Regions from separate parts of the Homo sapiens genome. Here region 2 is linked to region 1. The links are chromatin contacts, found by Hi-C or POLR2A ChIA-PET in ENCODE. All regions are on one chromosome and are shown on one strand. The core of a region is the stretch at or near the end of the contact, and the rest is flanking DNA. Distances in the headings are between cores, read along the strand shown.

Region 1 (4,533 bases), core at 1,830-4,329:
TACACTTTCTTCAGACTCTCAGTCAATTGCAACAACTCTAATTAGTCTCACTGCCTCATTCTTCATTACTTTAATCTGCATTTCTGTCACTCCCTAACTTAAAAAAAACTCCTCAGAAGCTAAAAAAAAAAAAAAAAAAAAAAAAAGAGAAAAAAATTCCAATGACTCCCCACTTTCTTTTCAGTCTCACCTCCTAGCAGTTTCCCCACCACACATCCTGTTTGGGACAAATTTCTGAGATTTAAAATAATTTTTTTTCCTCTCACATCCTCACCAAGCCTTTGCAAGTACTGTTCTCTCCAAATGAAATGCCTTTTCTTTTTCAGAGATGGGGTCTCGCCATGTTGAGCCAGCTCGTCTCAAACTCCTGGGCTCAGGCAATCTACCTGCCTAGGCCTCCCAAAGTGCTAGGATTACAGGTATAAGCCACCAGGCCGAGTAAAAATGCCTTTTCTTACTTGTGCAATCTCCTACTCATCCTTCAACACCCAACTCAAGTATCTCCCCCCTGCAAAGATTTCCCTGACTCTCCCAAGCAATGGCAGTATTCCCATTACACTGTATAAATTTTTTTTTTTTTTTTTGAGAGGGAGTCTCGCTCTGTCGCCCAGGCTGGAGTGCAGTGGCACCATCCCGGCTCACTGCAAGCTCCGCCTCCTGGGTTCATGCCATTCTCCTGCCTCAGCCTCCTAGTAGCTGGCACTACAGGCGCCCGCCACCACACCCGGCTAATTTTTTGTATTTTTAGTAGAGACGGGGTTTCACCATGTTAGCCAGGATGGTCTTGATCTCCTGACCTTGTGATCCGCCGGCCTCCGCCTCCCAAAGTTACATAGTAAGTGCTCAATAAATGTGTTGAATAAACAGTTCACCCTTATATATCCTGGATCAATTTTTGGCCATTTTCCCCAAATGTTACAGATTCCTAAACTGTGCTCAGTGTGAGATTCCAAATTTCATAATGACTGCTTTGAGGTTTTCACCTTGTTTTAATTATCCAAATGTTGAACAAGTCGGCTGGGGGCAGTGACTCACTCCTGTAATCCCAGCACTTTGGGAGGCTGAGACGGGTGGATCACGAGGTCAGGAGTTGGAGACCAGCCTGGCCAATATGGTGAAACTCCGTCATTACTAAAAACACAAAAATTAGCCAGGCATGGTGGTGCGCGCCTGTAGTCACAGCTACTCAGAAGGCTAAGGCAGAAGAATCGCTGGAACCCGAGAGACGGAGGTTGCAGTGAGCCAAGATCATGCCACTGCACTCCAGCCTGGGCGACAGAGCGAGACTCCGTCTCAAAAAAAAAAAAAAAAAGTTGAACAATAAATTGTAATACCTAAAAGTCCAATGAAAACACCTTAAAGGCTTCTCTAGTCACTGAAATGGGTATTCCCCCTTTACAGTCGTAACAAGAGGGATCCCTCTTTCCCTTGACTGTGATCTGATATCCTGAAAGTCTTCACACAGAAGCTATTGTGCACACAAATCCAACTTAAGGTACACCCAAAATAATTCCAATCCTGCTAAGTTACGGGCAGGGACACAAATCATATTTACCCTAGTTTACAAAGCAACTAAAGGATAGCAAAGAAAAAGCTCTCACTAAGCTCAAAACTTTTTCTGGCCGGGCGCAGTGGCTCACACCTGTAATCCGAACACTTTGGGAGATCGAGGTGGGTGAATCATCTGAGGTCAGAAGTTTGAGACCAGCCTGGCCAACATGGCGAAACCCTGTCTCTACTAAAAATACAAAAATTAGCCGGGCGTGGTAGCTCACGTCTGTAATCCCAGCTGCTTGGGGGGCTGACGGGGAAGAATCGCTCGAACCTGGAAGGCGGAGGTTGCAGTGAGCCGAGATCACGCCATTGCACTCCAGCCTGGGCAACGAGAGCGAAACTCCGTCTCAAAAAAACAAAAAACAAAACAAACAAACAAACAAAAAAAAAAAGGCCGGGCGCGGTGGCTCACGCCTTTAATCACAGCACTTTGGGAGGCCGAGGCGGGCGGATCACCTGAGGTTGGGAGTTCGAGACCAGCCTGACCAACATGGAGAAATCCCGTCTCTATCAAAAATATAAAATTAGCTGGGCGTGGTAGCGCAAGGCTGAGGCAGGAGAATCGCTTGAACCCCGGAGGCAGAGGTTGTGGTAAGCCGAGATCGGGCAACTGCACTCCAGACTGGGCGACAACAGCGAAACTCCATCTCAAAATAAATAAATAAATAAATAAATAAATAAAATAAAATAAAAAACTTTCTGGAGAGGAAGAACTGCGGAGGGTCGGATGATCCAGTGACATACATTTGGGTATGGCCCAAGTTTCTGCTTCCCCATTCGCCAGGGGCAGCACGCCTCAGCTTCTCCTTCTCCAGGGGACCAGGTTTCTCTCTACTTTTTCCTTCCCTATACCCTCCTGGGAACAGGTTCCTTTCCTGGGCTCTCGCCGAGTAACCCAAAGAAAACACAGTAGCTTCACTGATTCCGTGTGAAGAGTGGGTTAAAGCCTGTCAGAGCCTGGAGAGGGACAGGACTGGAGCCCTTCCGGGACACCTGAAGACTTCGCACAAACCCGCTTTCCTCTATCCCTGAGATTCTCAGAGGTGCCTTGCCCTACGCCCGCACCCCAGGACCAAGAACAGCAGGAGAGGAAGCTCTCGGGGCAGCTGGCGGGGTCAAAGGTCAGCACCTCGGAAGCCAGAAGGCCCCGCAGGGATGCGGGAGAGGGACGTGACCGGGACCGTGTGGTCCGAGGGACCGGCCGCTGGAAGAGCGAAGCCGTTTCTCTCTAGGCTCGGCCGCCCCCAGGCCCAGCCCTCCCCGGCATACGCAGCTTCAGCAGCCGTCCTCCCTCCCTCTCCCCTCGCGTCCTCGTCGTCCCCGCGGCCAGCGCAGGCCCCGCCCCCAGAACCGCCTCGGGGCCAAGGCCTAGTATGGCAGGACCCGCAGGGTTGGTCAGGTTCGAGGACCGGGCCGGGCCTGGCCGCCGCCGCTTACCGAGCCCGCGGCTCCTCCTCTACCACCCGCGCCGTTCCCGGGCCCGCTCGCTCTCGACGCCACCGACGCTGCCGCTGCTCCGGGCTCACGGGCGCGCTCCCGACCTCCCCGACCCTTCCCGTGTCCCCGCGCCCCGCCGGGTCCTAAAGCCCGGCGCGCAATGGGTTAGTCCACGCCCGCTTCCTGAGACCGGCTCAGACCACGATTCCCAGCAAGCATCGCAAAGACTACAACTCCCGAAAGGCATCGCGAGAAATAAATTCGCAGTGGACTTGTCTATTGAGGGCCTACTGGGTCGCAATAGCAGTTTTCCGAAACATGGCCGACTCTTTGACCTCAGCAATTTTACTTCTAGGAATACATGTATCCTCTAGAAATACTGGCGAAGTTTGGAAAGATATATTTTCCAAATGTGTATTACAACTTTGTACGTGAAAGATTGAAAACAAACTCATTCTTTCAACAAATACGTGTGTGCCTGATAAGTGCAAAGTAGCGTGTAAAGCTCTATTAACTTGGCCAGAAATCTATTTTCTTTTCTTTTCCTTTTTTTTTTTTTTGAGACAGGATCTTGCCCTTGCCCAGGCTGGAGTGCCGCAGTGGCACAATTACAGCTCAGTGCAGCCTCCACCTCCTAGGCTCAAGCAGTCCTCCTGCCTCTGCCTCTGGTAGCTGGGATTACAGGCACGTGCCACCACTCCCTGCCTCTGAGTCTTTGTTTTCTTTTTTTTTTTTTTTTTCGAGATGGTGTCTCACTCTATTGCCCAGGCTGGAGTGCAGTGGTGCGATCTCGGCTCACTGCAACCTCTGCCTCCCGGGTTCAAGAGAGTCTCCTGCCTCAGCCTCCCCAGTAGCTGGGATTACAGGAGTGTACCACCACGCCCGGCTAATTTTTGTATTTTTTAGTAGAGACAAGGTTTCACCATGTTGCCAGGCTGGTCTCAAGCTCCTGGCCTCAGGTGATCCACCCGCCTCTGCCTCCCAAAATGCTGGGATTACAGGCGTGAGCCACCGCACCCAGCCTGAGTCTCTGTTTTTTTATACACAAATGGAAGGTTTAAAAAGATGTGCTATAACAGCAAGAATACTATTAAAAAGAAAAAACAAGTAAAAAAAATAAAATAAGCCAGGCGCGGTGGCTCACACCTGTAATCCCAACACTTTGGAAGGCAAAGGCGGGTGGATCACCTGAGGTCAGGAGTTCGAGACCAGCCTGGCCAACATGGTGAAACCCCATCTCTACTAAAAATACAAAAAATGGCCGGGCGTGTTGGCAGTCCTCTGTAATCCCAGCTACTCGGGAGGCTGAGGCAGGAGAATCGCTTGAACCTGGGAGGCGAAGGTTGCAGTGAGCCAAGATCGCGCCATCGCACTCCAACCTGGGCGACAGAGCGAGACTCCGTCTCAAAACAAAAAAGAAGTGGAGAAGAGTTCTGTGGGCGGCAAGCCACCCAGGTGCCGAGTCAAGAGACCGAAGACACAAGCTGTTCCAGTATAATAAAGAAAATAATTAAAATAAGAATAGCTATATTAGAAATAGAA
Region 2 (4,855 bases), core at 1,041-3,540, 170 kb after region 1:
GGACCACAGGTGGGCGCTACCATGCCCAGCTAATTTTTGTACTTTTTGTAGAGATGGATTTTCACCATGTTGCCCAGGCTGGTCTCAAATTCCTGGGCTCAAGCAATCCCCCCACCTCAGCTTCCTACAGTACTGGGATTACAGGCGTGAGCCACCGTGCCCAGCCCCGAGTGTTCTTCTTTCCCTCTTCCACATACACCTCCTCCAAGCCTCACCATTAAACCTCACAGGGAAAGACAATGTTAAATATCTTCACAGAGAAATCCAGGACTGAGTATATATTCTCCATATGCACTTGTAAACCTCCCATAATGATTCACCTTGCCATTTCCATGTGTCTAGTCCACAATATCATTTTATCTACATTATCTGGCTTGCATACTAATCACAACCTTGTGACATAAGCAGGCGAGTATGACTATATGCATTTTTTTCTGAAGTAGAATGTGACAAAGGCTAGGTAACTTGCCTAAAATCACATGGCTCATTAATGGGGGTGCTGGGACTTGAACTTGGGTCTTGTAAGACCTAGATGGCATTATTCTTGTAATATTCATTCTTTTATTTATTCATTCATCCATAGACATGTATTGATCACCTTTTGATTAGCTGTCAGGCTATATATGGAGCCATCAGGAACCACTGAAGGTTTTTTTTTTTTTTTTTTTTTTTGAGACGGAGTCTCACTCTGTCACCCAGGCTGGAGTGCAGTGGCACGATCTCTGCTCACTGCAAGCTCTGCCTCCCAGGTTCACGCCATTCTCCTGCCTCAGCCTCCCGAGTAGCTGGGACTACAGGCGCCTGCCACCACGCCCGGCTAATTTTTTGTATTTTTTAGTAGAGACGGGGTTTGACGGTGTTAGCCAGGATGGTCTCGATCTCCTGACCTCATGATCTGCCCGCCTCGGCCTCCCAAGGTGCTGGGATTACAGGCGTGAACCACCGTGCCCGGCCGAACCACTGAAGGTTTTTAAGCAGGAAAGCAGAGCTGTTTTCTGGATGAGCAAACAGAAAGTAGTGGTTTTCCAAGTACAGTCTGAGACAACCTATAGGACCAGAATCTCTGCAGTTGAGGCTCAGGAATCTGGTAATCAGCCAGGTATAGGAACTCTTTTCTGATTGCAATGCAGTGAAGAGCAGAAGCACTGTATTAGAGAAAGAGGCAGTGCAACCAGGTAACGTGACCAGGTGAGAAGTGATGAGGTACAGAGACAAAGAGATGCACTTTTGAGTCACTTAGATGGCACTGATAGGACTTCCACTACACCCTCGCATAGACAGTGGCTGAGGTTCAGGAAATAGAGCTGGGGTTCCTACTTGGATCCTCTGGCTCTAGAGCTTTACTGCACATAGCCATTTATACCCACATCTTGATTTTAATTATTTTATATCTATGTTTCTTAGCACTTTTTGCAAATTTCCACCTTATCTCAAACTGCCCTCAAGCCTTGTATTTCTCCTTCGCTTTCATAAAACCTAGGAAAGAAATAAGGGACAGCCAAGTAAAACTTTTAAAAGTTTTAGAACATTTATTTCTTTGGGGCTGGTTACACAGGCGAGAAAGAAGTAGATTTGGTTAGGGAGAGAAAACAACAGGCCTTGGGGAGATACACTGGCTCTCCCCCTCCCTAAACCCTAAGAGGCCTCCAGGAAACCTGAAGACAATAATTCCAGAAGCCCAGAGGGTGACCCCATTTCCTCTCTCCATGGTTATTACTGTCAGTCTGGAGCAGTTCAGGAATTCAGGAAACTATAAAGAAACCACAACAGCCTCAACAACCCAAACATCAACATCAACAACCTCAACAATAAAACTCCTTAAAATTCATCTCCTTCCACCCACTCACAACCGCAGACTCGAAGCTAGGAGGTGGAAGGGACTACAGAAGCTCTGCGTTGCCCAGGTTAGTATTTGCTCATCACAGGCCTGGGTTTCCCAGGATCTCAGGGAGCCTGGAAACTGACGCCTCCATTTCTGGGTGGGAGCACCAAAGCCTAAGGACACCTTTCCTCTCTCTTCACTGCTAAGCAGGTCAAGATTAAAGCAAACCGAGGCAAAGGCCACGGTTGACAGTTCCAAGGGAACCCGCAAGGCCGCACAGGATGGGGTGGACGTTTTACGGGAGAAAAGGCTGGGGAAGTGGGCGGGCGATGGCCTACGACGGGACTTGGGGCGGGGTGTGCGAAACGCCTGGCAGGCGGGCCCTTGAGTATGACCAATCAGAATGCGGACTGCGTCCCAGGGGCGGAGCAGAGGCGTATCTTGGTCGAGATTGGATAGCGGCGGGGCGCAGGAAAGAGGTCGCGCCAGCCCGGGCAGGCAGCTTTGCAAGTCCGCGTTATATATCGCAGTGGCTGCGCCCGGGATAGCTGGCTGCGCCGCCGCGCACATGCCTAGGTTCGACGCCCTCCTCCCTTTGCCCAGGAGTTCCTTCTGTCCCGGCTCTGTTCCGTCTCGCCCCGAGGTTCACGCCATCCTCGGAGCCCCAGCCTTTCACCCAGCGCCTCCAAGCTTTGGACCTTGACTTCTGCAAAACTAGATGGTCACAGCCATGAATGTCTCACATGAAGTAAATCAGCTGTTCCAGCCCTATAACTTCGAGCTGTCCAAGGACATGAGGCCCTTTTTCGAGGAGTATTGGTGAGACTTTGGGAGAGGGAAAGGCCATGCCAGGGCCCCGGGGCCGGGGCGCGAGGGGGTGGCATTGAATGCCCACAATGATTTTCTTACAGAGCAGAGTTATGGGACTCCCTTGTACTGGCTTCACACTACCTTTGTCCGAGGTGCAGGTAGTATGTGGCACCTCAAAGAGATTAGAGCTGAAAGCAAGCAAGCAGAAATAAGAGGATGAGGGAGAACGTGGAAATATACAGAAGTCAAAGAGAGCGTGTAGTGAGAAGGGTCTTGGAGGCGTGAGGTTGATCTGAAGCCTTACTAGATGACTTCCCCGTCCTTTGTGGCTGTGTGTGCGCGCGTGTGTGCACAGTGCAGGGCCCGGGGGACAGCCTGCCCTTTACAATTATCCCATCGTTCCCCAGGTGCTCCACCGTTCCTGCTGTGGAGAAGGAGGCGAAGTCAGAGAGCTCTTCCAAGCTTTCCCCAGGAAGAGCTCTCTGGCTTTGCCTTAAAGCTCCCCAGAGGTTTTGGAGGCTGACTTTATGCTCCAACCAATTTGCCATACCCCAGCCAGGGAGAAGCTATTGCCACATTCTTCTTACGCCACAGCCCTGGTATGCTTCTAGGAGCCCCAACCAGGGAGAAGCTATTGCCACACTTCTTACACCACAGCCCTGGGCTGCTTCTAGGCGCGGGCCAGACAGCCGTCACCCACCTCTAACCCCACTGAGAGAGCAATAATCACAGAAACCTTGGACATAGCTCCTGCCCTGTGCTAGATACTTTGTATACGTTAATACCCCCAGGAGAGATGTAGTATTCGCGCTCTACAAATGAGGAAGCCAAGGCTCAGAGAATTAAGTTGGTTTTTCCAATGTCACATAGCTAGTAAGTGGCAGAACTGGGACTCCAACCCAGAGCACTCACCTGGAGAGATGAGTGGGCATTTCTCTAATCAGCACCCACCCATGAGCCCATCCCTCTGCCTTCTGCTTGCCAGGGCAACCTCATTCCCCATAGCCCTGATCTACCTGGTTCTCATCGCTGTGGGGCAGAACTACATGAAGGAACGCAAGGGCTTCAACCTGCAAGGGCCTCTCATCCTCTGGTCCTTCTGCCTTGCAATCTTCAGGTAAGACCCCATCCCACTCCCTGCCTCTTCTCTAGATCTTAGACCACCATTCTATCCCTTGAAGCTTTCCCGATTGCATCAACCTCCATCCTGTCCCCAAGTTGCCTTGTAACACTCTCCCCATCTCATTCTCGGCTTTAGTTCCCCTCCCAGCCTTCACCCTCTTCTGTTATATTATCCTGTTTTCCTTCTCTTTTAGACCCCTACCTGGTGGTCTCTGCTTTGTCCCTCTTGCCTTCGTAGAGTCTGTACTCGCAACTAATTTCTCCAGCCTCTAATAGTGTCACCTCCTAACACCCTCTCTCAAGACCCTCCAATAACTTCCCCATATTTTCTCCCCCAAACTCCTTCAGTCTTCCCCTATCCCTCTACACATCTCCTCCCAGGCTCCTAACCCCTCCCAAGAACCCCATTCCTTAACTCAACTTTCAGTCCCATCCCCCTGCATTCCCTGATCTTTCTCCAGCCCTCGTCTCCTCTAGACTACTGATTGGATCTACCAGATTGGCTTCAGGATCTCAGGAGCTTTGACCCACCCCCTGTGGACAGGTGGGGAGGTGGTAGAGCTTGGAACACAGTAACCTGGCCAAGCCGGGGGAAGGGTGGATTATTGGTGCCTGGGGATGACACTTACACCATCTTCCTTTGTCCCATTTCAGTATCCTGGGGGCAGTGAGGATGTGGGGCATTATGGGGACTGTGCTACTTACCGGGGGCCTAAAGCAAACCGTGTGCTTCATCAACTTCATCGATAATTCCACAGTCAAATTCTGGTCCTGGGTCTTTCTTCTCAGCAAGGTCATAGAACTCGGTGAGTGGCAAAGCTTTGTCTTTCTGGTGCCTTGTGAACTGCATCCTTCCTCAGGGCCCTCCCTTCACCCATCCCATGGAGGGTCTCTTTCCTACCCTTGGGTCCCAATAATACCTCTCACCCAAGCCCCTCTACAGATTCTCTGCCACAAAGACCCCCTTCCCTCCCCTGAGAATTTCTCCCGTGTCCCTACATCCAGTGCAGAGGGTGGTCCCAGCACTGGGTGGTATGCCAACTATGACTCTCCATCTCCCAGGAGACACAGCCTTCATCATCCTGCGTAAGCGGCCACTCA

Evidence for each region. Hi-C counts contacts between places; a loop is a spot of excess contacts on that map. ChIA-PET counts read pairs that join two places held with the same protein, here RNA polymerase II (POLR2A). Pooled maps may share reads with other maps.
Region 2: a loop to region 1 is called in a map of naive thymus-derived CD4-positive, alpha-beta T cell, with 4 times the contacts of the local background. The contact joins the promoter of ELOVL3 here to the promoter of ARMH3 in region 1. A Hi-C loop is called at or near these places in 1 of 168 maps with a recorded cell type or tissue (naive thymus-derived CD4-positive, alpha-beta T cell) and 3 of 50 pooled maps. POLR2A ChIA-PET finds 5 or more read pairs at or near these places in 1 of 52 experiments (GM12878).

Annotation. Positions count from the first base shown.
Region 1 is chr10:102,053,094-102,057,626 of GRCh38, forward strand. It overlaps ARMH3 (armadillo like helical domain containing 3), which reads right to left and starts at 3,080. Exons shown (of 26, transcript NM_024541.3): 1 at 2,992-3,080. RefSeq lists a silencer at 2,780-3,169.
Region 2 is chr10:102,224,009-102,228,863 of GRCh38, forward strand. It overlaps ELOVL3 (ELOVL fatty acid elongase 3), which reads left to right and starts at 2,291. Exons shown (of 4, transcript NM_152310.3): 1 at 2,291-2,641; 2 at 3,618-3,749; 3 at 4,409-4,560; 4 at 4,817-4,855. The coding sequence starts at 2,541. RefSeq lists a silencer at 2,273-2,322.